3 separate regions of the Homo sapiens genome follow, and all the other regions are linked to region 3. The links are chromatin contacts, found by Hi-C or POLR2A ChIA-PET in ENCODE. All regions are on one chromosome and are shown on one strand. Each heading gives the region's core, a stretch centred on a gene start or an enhancer-like site at or near the end of the contact. The rest is flanking DNA. Distances are from core to core; before and after follow the strand shown.

Region 1 (3,464 bases), core at 221-2,720, 280 kb after region 3:
CCCATTAGCACTCGAAGAATAAAAACAAACACACAGGACCAGATAAGGTTCCCCTACTAACCCAAATGATCCGTTTCCTTAACACAATTTTAAAACCACAGCTAGGGGTGTGAAAACGCATTTTTTTGTGCGTGTTTGTGTACCACAATCTGTCCAAATCCTTAATTCCCTTTTAAGTAACAGATATATAATAAAAATCCGAAAGAAACCACATTAGAAATGCAAAGAGGTTTGCAAAACAAGAGGCTTCTTTCATTCCAGAAAACCACACCAAAACAAGGGGAGAAAAATGAATGCAATGGATATGTGTTTGCCAAAGTTTCAATCCTGCCCGGTGGAGACACTGCACTGGCACAAATTTTGAAGAGGAAAAAAAGGGGGTTGGGGGGGGGAGAGAGAGCGAGCGAGTGTGGCCTGCAAACTGCAACAATGCAATCTCCATTTTGAACAATGCGCCTCTTTCCTCTTGTAAATCTAGTTTTTTGCCACTTGATGTGCCGTCGCATTTCCCCTCTGTTTGGGGGGGAGGCGGGGTTGGGGGGAGATCGGAGCAGGATGCACAGCACACGAGTGAGCAAGGGGGGAGGGCAGAGGAGGTGGGGAAGGAGTCTGCAGCAACTGGGCTGGGTGGGTACCTGGAGTGCTGCTGTAGGTACTATGGCTCCTGAAGCTGCTTTCCGTGCAGTAACTGGCGTCGTCGTCGTCGTCTTCCATCTCCTCCGGATAATCGGAGTCATCGTCGTCCTCTTCCATCTCATCCTCCTCGTCGTCCTCAGAATCCTGGGTCTCCTCGGCGTCGCCGTCCTCCTCCTCCTCCTCCTCGGAGACCATGTCCTCCTCTTCCTCCTCCTCCTCGCTCTCGTGGTCATCGTACACCACTTTGTTGACGGCCCTCCGGGCCGCGGTGGTCCGGGCCAGGTGGCCGCCGCCGCCCCCGCCCCCCGTCCTGCCGCCCCCGCCTCCTCGCCCCCCCCGGCCCGGGGCGCTGGTGCTGGGGGGGGCCGGCGGCGGCGGCGGCGGCTTCCTCCGGCTACTGCTGCCCCCCCTGGGCGAGCTCAGCCGCGTCTTGGGCGCCACCTCAGCCTGGGCGGCGGCCCACCTGCCCCGGCTGCTGCCGCGGTGCCGCGAGCGGAGCCCCCCGATGGGTCCGGACGTGGGCGGCGGCGGCGGTGGCGGCGGGGCCGGGGCGCAGCGCTCCGCAGCGGGAGCCGCGGGCTGCTTGGGCGGCCTGCCCCGCCGGCCCCTCATGTCGGAGCCGAGGCGGGGGGAGAAGGAAAGCGAAGGGGGAGGGGCGGGCGCAGGGGGGGCGGTGGGGAGCGCCGGGGCCGGGTGGGGAGGCCCGCGGGGCCGGGCGGGAGGGGCCCGGCCGACGGAAGCGGGTGGAGGGAGAAGGCTCAATCCGAATTGCTGGGGCCCCACTCCGGATCGCCTTCAGCCGCCATCTTGTTTCTTCCCTCTCGCTCGGTGACTGGGGGAACCGACAGCGGCCGCAGGCCCAGAGCGCGGTCACGTGAGCTGCGCCGCCGACGAGCCTGGGACGGAGCGAAGCGGCGCGGCGGCCGCTAGGGGGAGCGCGGGAGCGTCGAGTCGGGGGCGGGGAGCCCTGGGCGCCTGGGCTCGGCACAGCGCGGTGCGGCTGGACTCCGGGCGCGGGTGGCGCGGCAAAACTCCGGGCGCAGGTGGCGCGGCTGAGAGGGGCGCGCAGCTCGCGAAATGCCCGGCGTCAAAGGCCTTCGGAGACCAAAGTCTCCGCGGACCGCTGGCTGGAGCCCAAAGCCGGCCGGACCTCCTCCCCGCGTCTCCCCTTTCGCGGCTCGGAGAGGAAGGCAAGGGAGCCCCCAAATATCATTCCCTTCCCTCCCCCTATGGAAACTGATGCTGAAAGAGCCAGCGAGAGAAAGAAAAAAAAAAGTCGCGGAGAGGGGCGGCCCAAGCGACCGAGGGCACCGGGCAGCGCCAGCGACAGAGGGAAATTAGTCGAGGGGACAGAGAGACAAGCCCCCTGAACTTAGGAAACTCTGAAGCATGGAGCTGGAGTCCAGAAAATGACTCCAATGACAACTGCTCCGGATCTGTGCCAGGAGCCACGCCCCGGGCTGCCACGCCCGGAGGGAGGGGCGCCCTAAGACCTGTAGCGTGGAATCCGCACTGGGAAAGCCTCAGTAAACTCCAGAACGCAACTACTGCACGTTCCAATGTCCCGCCACCTTCCCAGTGCCCCAGCTAGGACTTCGATCACCTCAGCAAGAACTTACCTCTCCTTTGCAGTGGAAAAGAGGGAATCCTGCCTAAAACCTACTTCACGGTGTTAAATGTTTGTATTATCGGGAAATAACCTTAATTTATTGACCTGACAAGTCACTAGGTTTCAGCTTAGCCCAAAGGACGAATCATGATGACATTTCAGGCACCCTCAAACCTTATCACAGCGACTCAACCCTGAGTGGTTGAGGTCAGCTCTTTAGATAAGAGAAAGGTGTTATAAACATATGAATATTTATTGAGAGAAGTGACAACCGAAAAGTAATTTAAAGAAAAATAGTTGGCCGGGCGTGGTAGCTCACACCTGCAATCCCAGTCCTTTGAGAGGCCAAGGCCGGATGATAGCTTGAGGTCAAGAGTTCAAGACCAGCCTGGGCAACATAGCAGGACCTCGTCTTTAGAAAAAATTTGAAAAATTAGCCGGGCATGGTGGTGTGCACCTGTGGTCCCAGCTAGCGAGAGGCTGAGGTGGGAGGATTGCTTGAGCCTGGGAGGTGGATGTTGCAGTGAGCCGTGATTGCACCACTGCACTCCAGCTTGGGTGACAGAGCAAGACCCTGTCTCAATTTTTTTTAAAAAAGATGCTGGGCGCGGTGGCTCACGCCTGTAATCCCAGCACTTTGGGAGGCTGAGGAGGGCGGATCACCAGGGCAGGAGTTTGAGACCAGCCTGGCCAATATGGTGAAACCCCATCTCTACTAAAAATGCAAAAGTTCTGTACTAAAAATACAAAAGTTAGCCAGGCGTGGTGGTGCGTGCCTGTAGTCCCAGCTACTCCAGAGGCTGAGGCAGAAGAATCGCTTGAGCCTGGGAGGTGGAGGTTGCAGTGAGCCGAGATCGCACCACTGCACTCCAGCCTGGCAACAAAGCAAGACTCCGTCTCAAAAAAATAAAAATAAAAATATCTAACAGAATTCTGCATACCAAATGGCTTATTTCAGTCTTGTTAGGAAAATGGAACACATATGTGAAATGAAAATTAAAATACAAGCACTAATTGCCAGAGAAATGCATTCAATACAATTTGGTCGAGCTCTAAGGGTGACAAATGTGTATATGTCTCCAGGGACCAGGTAAGTAATGTAAGTCAATAAAGTAGGCAAGATGAAGACCTAGGCCAATGGAGGTGCCCATATTTTGTTTGAAGAGGGTGGTCAGGCACGGTGGCTCAGGCCTGTAATCCCAGCACTTGAGGAGGCCAG
Region 2 (3,487 bases), core at 48-2,547, 330 kb before region 3:
TCCCTTCTTGAATCCCCTTATAAATAAAAACAGCTTATGTTGGTTCAGTGGTTTGATGGGCTGTTTACTCTTCCGGAATATTATTGAAGCATCTTAAATCCAAAATGTCCTCTTTATTTAGTTTGTCTCAATGTCTAGGCACACCATCTTGACTGCAGACGCAGACCTCAAATAAACTTCCTCCTCGGGAGGTACCCATTTCCCTTATCAAGGCAGGGCATTTGGCTCAGAAATTGCTCGGTTTCTTTTTTTTTTTTTCTTAAGACAGAACCTCACTCTCACCCAGGCTGGAGTGCAGTGGCACTATCTTCACTCACTGCAGCCTCCACCTCCAGGTTTAAGCAATTCTCCTGCCTCAGCCTCCCGAGTAGCTGGGACTACAGGCACATGCAACCACACCTGACTAATTTTTGTATTTTTAATAGAGACAGGGTTTCACTATGTTGGCCAGCCCGATCTCGAACTCCTGACCTCAGGTGACCCACCTGCCTCGGCCTGCCAAAGTGCTGGGATCACAGGTGTGGGCCACCTTGCCTGGCCTGAAATTTCTCAGTTTCTAAATAGGTTCTTGGCAGCTCCTCTTCTCCAACTTGAAGTTACTGGCCAACAGTATATAATCATCTGCAGAAAGACCAATATGTACTGACTTTTCACTATAGGAAGATTTATTTCAGTTTTGAGGAAATCTCTTGTAACCCTAGAGGATAATGGAATTGGAAGAAAAGTAGATGCTGTTTCAGAGTCCTGGGGTAAAATGTAAAAATGAGCAATATATACACACACACACACACACACATATATATATATTTTTTTTTTTTTGAGACGGGGTCTCACTCTGTAGCCCAGGCTGGAGTGCAGTGGCACGATCTCCACTCACTGCAACCTTTGCCTCCTGGGTTCAAGCGATTCTCCTGCCTCAGCCTCCCAAGTAGCTGGGACTATAGGCACGCACCACCATGCCCAGCTATTTGTATTTTTAGTAGAGATGGGGTTTCACCATGTTGGCCAGGCTTGTCTGGAACTCCTGACCTCAAGTGATCCGCCCGCCTCAAAGTGCTGGAATTACAGGCATGAGCCACTGTGCCCGGCAAGTCTCATTGTTTCACTGTAGCAAGGACGCAGCCAGTGTTAAATCAGGAGGTCTTCCCCTGTGAAGTTGCTTTATTGGAAGCCTTAATCAGAAGAATCATCAGCGGAAAGCAGTTGTCTGCAAAGCCATTCCTCCCCTTGCCAGTAGGTGGCACTGTAGCTGTACTGTTTTCAGATGCCCTCTCCAGCCGTGCAATCTCTCCCTTGGCCCCAGGCTTCTCATGTTCTGTTTCTTCTTTGCCAGGTCTATGTGCTCTCTCTATCAACCATTCCAATTCTTACCTGGCCTATCCTGGAAGCCTGACTTCAGGGGAGATTGTGCTTTATGATGGAAACTCCCTGGTAAGTTGACGGTGACCTGGCTGAGCCAACCCACCTGCCTTGGCTGTGTGGTCATGGAAGGAGATAGATAAGGACGCCCTGCCGTCGGGGGCTGGAGGCGGTGGGAGTAAGCAATACTGGGGAGTTGTTCAAGAGAAGGTGATACTATTTCCCCTCGGGCTTGCTGTGAGTCAACCTCACCATAAGCCAGCTGGCCAGGCCAAGTTAGACATCTGCAGCATAATGAAAACCACTTGCCAGCAGGGGGCCAGTTGTCTCCCTGAATGTGTCACCCTGTCCCATGCCACAGCCTGAGACAGTGTGCAGGTGTTTCATATTCCCTGCCCTCTGGTCTCTGAGGCATCCCTGAGCGGGACAAGATTGCTGTGGGAAGTTGCCTAAAGATGCGTGCAGGGCGCGCCTGCGACGGCATCACACTGCATCAGGTGCTCCGTTCGTGGCCACCTTCCCAAGGGCAGGAAAAGGGATGGAAATGGAGTGGCCCTTGAAGCCAAATCTTGATTCACCAGAAAATGACACACAGCTTACATGCAGATGGCCTGGGGGACAGAGGAAGAGACAGGGAGCTGGACAAAGGAGGGAGAAAGGAGAAAAGAGGAAGGGGAGGGAGGTGAAATCCATCTTCCCTCCTCCGCAGCATCTGTATCCATTTTTCCTTTTCACCAACAGAAAACAGTCTGCACTATTGCTGCCCATGAGGGAACACTAGCTGCCATCACCTTCAATGCCTCAGGCTCCAAACTAGCAAGTGCGTCTGAAAAAGTGAGTCCACTCCCACCAACACCTCTGTCTGGGTTTCGCTGGATGGCTCCTGCCGTGCGCAGGGATGGGATTGAACAAACCTGGTGACATGAAGACTGACTGGTCTCTGGGCCCACTCAGAATTTGTTTCAGAGGGAGAATTTCTGGCCTCTGCATGTGTGGTATATTCATGCATTTGTTAATTCAATAGGCCAGGGGCCTGCAATATGCAAGATACAAGACACTTTGCATGAAAACTCGTGGTCTTATGAAGAAATGTACGTGTACATCAGCCGTAGAGACGGACAAATGCTACACCTTATAAACACAGTACAGTGCAAACCAAATGCTTTACTTTGCTATTTAGAGAAATTGATGTCTTCTGCCTGGAATAATCAGAGAAAGTGATCCAATTGAATTTTTTTTTTTTTTTTGAGGTGGAGTCTAGCTCTGTCGCCCAGGCTGGAGTGCAATGGCGCAATCTCGGCTCACTGCAACCTCCGCCTCCCAGGTTTAAGTGATTCTCCTGCCTCAGCCTCCCGAGTAGCTGAGATTACAGGCACATGCTGCCACGCCTGGCTAATTTTTTGTATTTTAGTGGAGACGGGGTTTCACTTCACTGTGTTGCCCAGGCTGGTCTTGAATTCCTGAGCTCAGGCAATCCACCCGCCTTGGCCTCCCAAAGTGCTAGGATTACAGGCGTGAGCCACCACACCCGGCCTCAAATTGAAATTCTAAGAAACCAGAGCAGTTGGGTGAACACACACATGCACACACACATACACGCAGAGCCTTGGGCACAGGTGGAAGGGAAAAGGTAGACAGAGGGTGTTTATAACATTTTCCAAGAATTGTTGATATGGCACATAAATAAACATGCCTCTATGCTCAACGTGGTGTTCTTCCTCCTCAGAGACAGATGTTCAAAACCAATAAAACAAACTCCTCTCTAAAGGGACATCTCTGTGTAAAGCCACTAATGGTTATGAAATGTCCACCTGCTTTCTTTTCCAGGGCACAGTCATCCGGGTGTTCTCTGTCCCTGATGGGCAAAAGCTCTATGAGTTCCGGAGAGGGATGAAAAGGTCTGTGTTCAATGTCAAACCCATTTTAAAGTCCCCGCAGAAGTCCCGCAGGGACCGCTGGCAGCTGTCTAGGGAGAGGACAGAGAGTGGCTCTGTGCCCTCCACTCACCTGGAGGAAGTGTAACTACTCTCCCAGGTAATTGACTCCCAGGCTTTACTTAGGGCTCAGCAAAACTGAAAGCCGAGATGCTGTTTTAACACAGTTCAGCCGTGAGAGTCCCTTTTTGATG
Region 3 (3,382 bases), core at 237-2,736:
AATTTATCAGGGGTAAATGGTGAAGGTAGGATAACGCCGTGATTCCAATTCCTTCTCAAACCAAATACAAGTTCTCCTAAAACGGGGGTGGCATGTCCCTGTAAGAATACCAAAAATGGCACTGTAAGCAAAACGTACCTGTAATGTTAAAGATTTCATGCACCTGGAATCATAAACACTTTGTAAGTGTAGTCTTCTATCTAGCAACCCCTCTGGACACTCTTTTCCATTTCGAAAAAGGAAGGGGGAGGGTGGGGAGAGTAACAGAAAGTTTGTTCGAAAATTTGTATGAGGACATACTTAGAATTGTACCCTCTCCGCCCCCCCACCAAAAAAAAAAGTGTGTTTTTAAAGCAGGTCTGGAGCTAGAAGTGAGACACAAGTTCTGCGGCCTATAAGGAACAACCCCCAAACATGCCACCCTACAATCAGACACTTCCAAAACACAGTGTACAATGAGCCCAAGCCGTCGGATCAGACAGGCACACCGGAAGTCAACCTGTCTCCCCTCCTCAGAGAGACGTGAGTTTAAGGTGTGTGACCCTGGCAGCGGTGGCCGGCGGCGGGGAGTAAAGGTTTTTCACGCGGGCATAAGTGGGTGTGTGCAAGGTAACAACCCGGGAACACAGACGCACACCCTCCCGTTAAGCGCTCCATCTTTAAGGAGTGTTTACTGCGCGCAGTCAGCAACCGAATTCAATAATCCTCGCCACGGGAGCTCTTCATCCCCTTCACGATCTCACCTGGGCGGTAGCCCAGGGGCTGTTCCCCGAGCCCCGGGAGGCAGCGTCGGGCTCCTTGACCAAGACTTTCCGACCTGAAATCCGCCTGCGATGCGAACTGGTGTACCCTCCCCTCCACAAAACACCACCCCCCCGCCCCGAGTCATCCTCGGCTTTTTAAACAATGTCCAAACCGGAACAAGTGGTTTTCCAATTGCTCTCTCTGAACTAGGCCTTCCCACACCTCCGACCCCCAACTCACCACTGATCGCGACCCTGGCCCTTCCCAAGGCCACAAGCACCCCTGCCAGCTCGCCCACCTCGCGGCTGCCCAGCCCGGCCCGCCGCGCCCCCTTCACCTGTCAGGCGCACTTCGACAGGCCCGTTCCTACGGCCTCCGAGGTTAGACATGTCCCTGGCGGCTGGGGCGGCGGGCGGGACGGGGGCGACGGCGAGGCGCGGCGGAGTCACCACAGCGGCCGGGGCTGGGGCCCGAGCAGCCGGCGACGCGACTGCAGCGGCCTGAGGGTCCCGGATGTGCCAAGCGTCGTCGCCATGAGCCGCGGAGGGAGCGGACGCCACGGCCTTTCCCTCCTCTAGGCGAGGCCTAGTAGCGGACAGGGCTGGTCAGCTGAGGTGGGCGGTGCTCGGCGGCACGGGAGCAGGACTGTGGACTTGGCCGCTTCCTCCTCCACCCGCCCCCTTGTCTGAGTGACGCCGGACCTGAGGCCGCCGCGGCCATTTGTCGGCTCCGGGGGGGCGAGGGGGAGATGGGAGGCGGGGCCGGTGGGGTCAGCGGGGCGGGGCCGGCGGGCGCGCGCCAGATGCCCGGAGCGGGCACCGGCACTGAGGGAAGGTGTGAGCTGCCGCCGAGGGTCCCAGGCGGAACGCGGGAAGGGAGCAGGCAAGGAGCAAAGTGGCGGCGGGAGCGGCAGCTGTGACCCCTGGAGGGGTTTAGTGTCCGGTCCACTCAAGGGAGAGTTTTAGACCAAGCAGGGCCGACTGCATTTATTAGACGCCCACAGCATGCAGGGCGCTCCAAGAGGCTGGGGCGAGGAAAATTAGAACCAAGTCTGCTACCCGCCGGGAACTTGTCGTATTTCTGGCGAGGGAAGAGACAGCATTCCCACGCCGATGGTTCCAGCAAAGCCCCAGGAGTGCTGTTCCTGGTCTTGTAGTTGACGCCTCCATCCGGGACTCACCTGGTGGAGAAAATCGGGTTACCTGCAGAGTCCCGCTCTTTTCAGGTGCAGCCAAGGATAGGGAGATGATACGTCTTAAAGAATTAACAAGATAAACCTTGGAGTAACGTATGAAGAGTTGTTCATACACTACTGTATTTATCTCAGGAGCAGAAAGATAACAACTTTCTAAAGATGTACCATATCCTTTGACCTTGTAACTATACTGCTAAAATTTTTTTTTTTAAGACAGGGTCTCCCTGTCACCCAGACTCACTGCAGTCCCAACTTCCCAGGCTCAGATGATCCTCCCACCTGAGCCTCTGCAGTAGCTGAGATCACAGTATGCACCACTACACCCCACTAATTCTTTTATTTTTGGTAAAGACACGTTTAGGAGGGACATTTAGGTTTCTCTATGTTGCCCAGGTTGGTCACGAACTCCTGACCTCAAATGATCTGCCTGCCTTGGCCTCCCGAAGTGCTGGGATTACAGACCTGAGCCACCGCACTCAGCCCTATTGTGTCCAGAATTGGTGGGCTCTTGGTCTCACTGACTTCAAGAATGAAGCCACAGACCCTGGTGGTGAGTGTTACAGCTTTTAAGGTGGCGTGTCAGGAGTTCGTTCCTTCTTGACCTTAAGATGTGTTCGGAGTTTTTTCCTTTAGGTGGGTTCTTGGTCTCACTAGCTCGGGAGTGAAACTGCAGGCCTTGGTGGTGAGTGTTATAGCTCTTAAGGCGACGTGTCCGGCGCTGTTCATCCTTCCCGGTGAGCTTGTTGTCTTACTGCCTTTAGGATAGAAACTGGAGACTTACGTGGTGAGTGTTACAGCTCATAAAAACAGTGTGGACCCAAACAGCAAAAAACTGAAACTTCACACTGTGTAAAGAGACGCGAACGAGTTACCACTGCAGGCTCTGGCAGCCTGCTTTTATTCTCTTATCTGGCCCCACCCTCATCCTGCTGATTGGTAGAGCCAAGTGGTCTGTTTGGACAGGGCGCTGATTGGTGTGTTTACAATCCCTGAGCTAGATACAAAGGTTCTCCACGTCACCATCAGATTAGTTAGATACAGAGTATGGACACAAAGGTTCCCCAAGGCCCCACCAGAGCAGCTAGATACAGAGTGTCGATTGGTGCATTCACAAATCCTGAGCTAGATACAGAGTGTTGATTGGTGCATTCACAAATCCTGAGCTAAACACAGGGTGCTGATTGGTGTGTTTACAAACCTTGAGCTAGATACAGAGTGCTGATTGGTGTATTTACAATCCCTGAGCTAGACATAAAGGTTCTCCAAGGCCCCACCAGAGTAGCTAGATAGAGTGTCCACTGGTGCACTCACAAACCCTGAGCTAGACATAAAGGTTTTCCAAGACCCCACCAGACTCAGAAGCCCAGCTGGCTTCATCCAGTGGATCCCCCACCGGGGCTGCAGGTGGAGCTGCCTGCCAGTCCTGTGCCATGTGCTCGCACT

What was found. A loop is a pair of places that touch in the nucleus more often than their neighbours do. ChIA-PET counts read pairs that join two places held with the same protein, here RNA polymerase II (POLR2A). Pooled maps may share reads with other maps.
Region 1: a loop to region 3 is called in a map of dorsolateral prefrontal cortex, with 3 times the contacts of the local background. The contact joins the promoter of BPTF here to the promoter of LINC00674 in region 3. A Hi-C loop is called at or near these places in 1 of 168 maps with a recorded cell type or tissue (dorsolateral prefrontal cortex), 1 of 37 single-sample maps with no recorded cell type and 9 of 50 pooled maps. POLR2A ChIA-PET finds 5 or more read pairs at or near these places in 1 of 52 experiments (activated T-cell).
Region 2: a pooled map shows a loop between it and region 3 (4-fold over the local background). The contact joins the enhancer-like site here to the promoter of LINC00674 in region 3. A Hi-C loop is called at or near these places in 1 of 168 maps with a recorded cell type or tissue (heart right ventricle), 1 of 37 single-sample maps with no recorded cell type and 5 of 50 pooled maps. POLR2A ChIA-PET finds 5 or more read pairs at or near these places in 4 of 52 experiments (GM10248, GM12878, OCI-LY7 and 1 more).

What each region holds. Positions count from the first base shown.
Region 1 is chr17:67,823,509-67,826,972 of GRCh38, reverse strand. It overlaps BPTF (bromodomain PHD finger transcription factor), which reads right to left and starts at 1,470. Exons shown (of 28, transcript NM_182641.4): 1 at 636-1,470. The coding sequence starts at 1,248. RefSeq lists enhancers at 597-866, 829-1,524, 1,525-2,222 and silencers at 917-1,116, 1,297-1,346, 1,547-1,616.
Region 2 is chr17:68,434,326-68,437,812 of GRCh38, reverse strand. WIPI1 (WD repeat domain, phosphoinositide interacting 1) reads left to right here. Exons shown (of 13, transcript NM_017983.7): 5 at 1,334-1,431; 6 at 2,101-2,193; 7 at 3,187-3,257. It also overlaps a transcript of ARSG not described here and a transcript of PRKAR1A not described here. Among named protein-coding and RNA genes, the nearest start is that of MIR635, 12 kb to the right of the region's middle. RefSeq lists an enhancer at 1,273-1,773. Within about 2 kb of position 1,297, at least 19 of the 41 ENCODE cell types and tissues checked have a DNase peak (open chromatin) inside an H3K27ac peak, as active enhancers do; they include OCI-LY7 and heart right ventricle, where a contact is called at or near this core.
Region 3 is chr17:68,099,659-68,103,040 of GRCh38, reverse strand. LINC00674 (long intergenic non-protein coding RNA 674) reads right to left here and starts at 1,486. Exons shown (of 6, transcript NR_027418.1): 1 at 1,082-1,486; 2 at 1-98. LOC124904048 (a long non-coding RNA gene) reads left to right here and starts at 1,545. Exons shown (of 2, transcript XR_007065885.1): 1 at 1,545-2,489. RefSeq lists silencers at 1,052-1,211, 1,372-1,431, 1,482-1,621 and enhancers at 587-1,365, 1,366-2,145.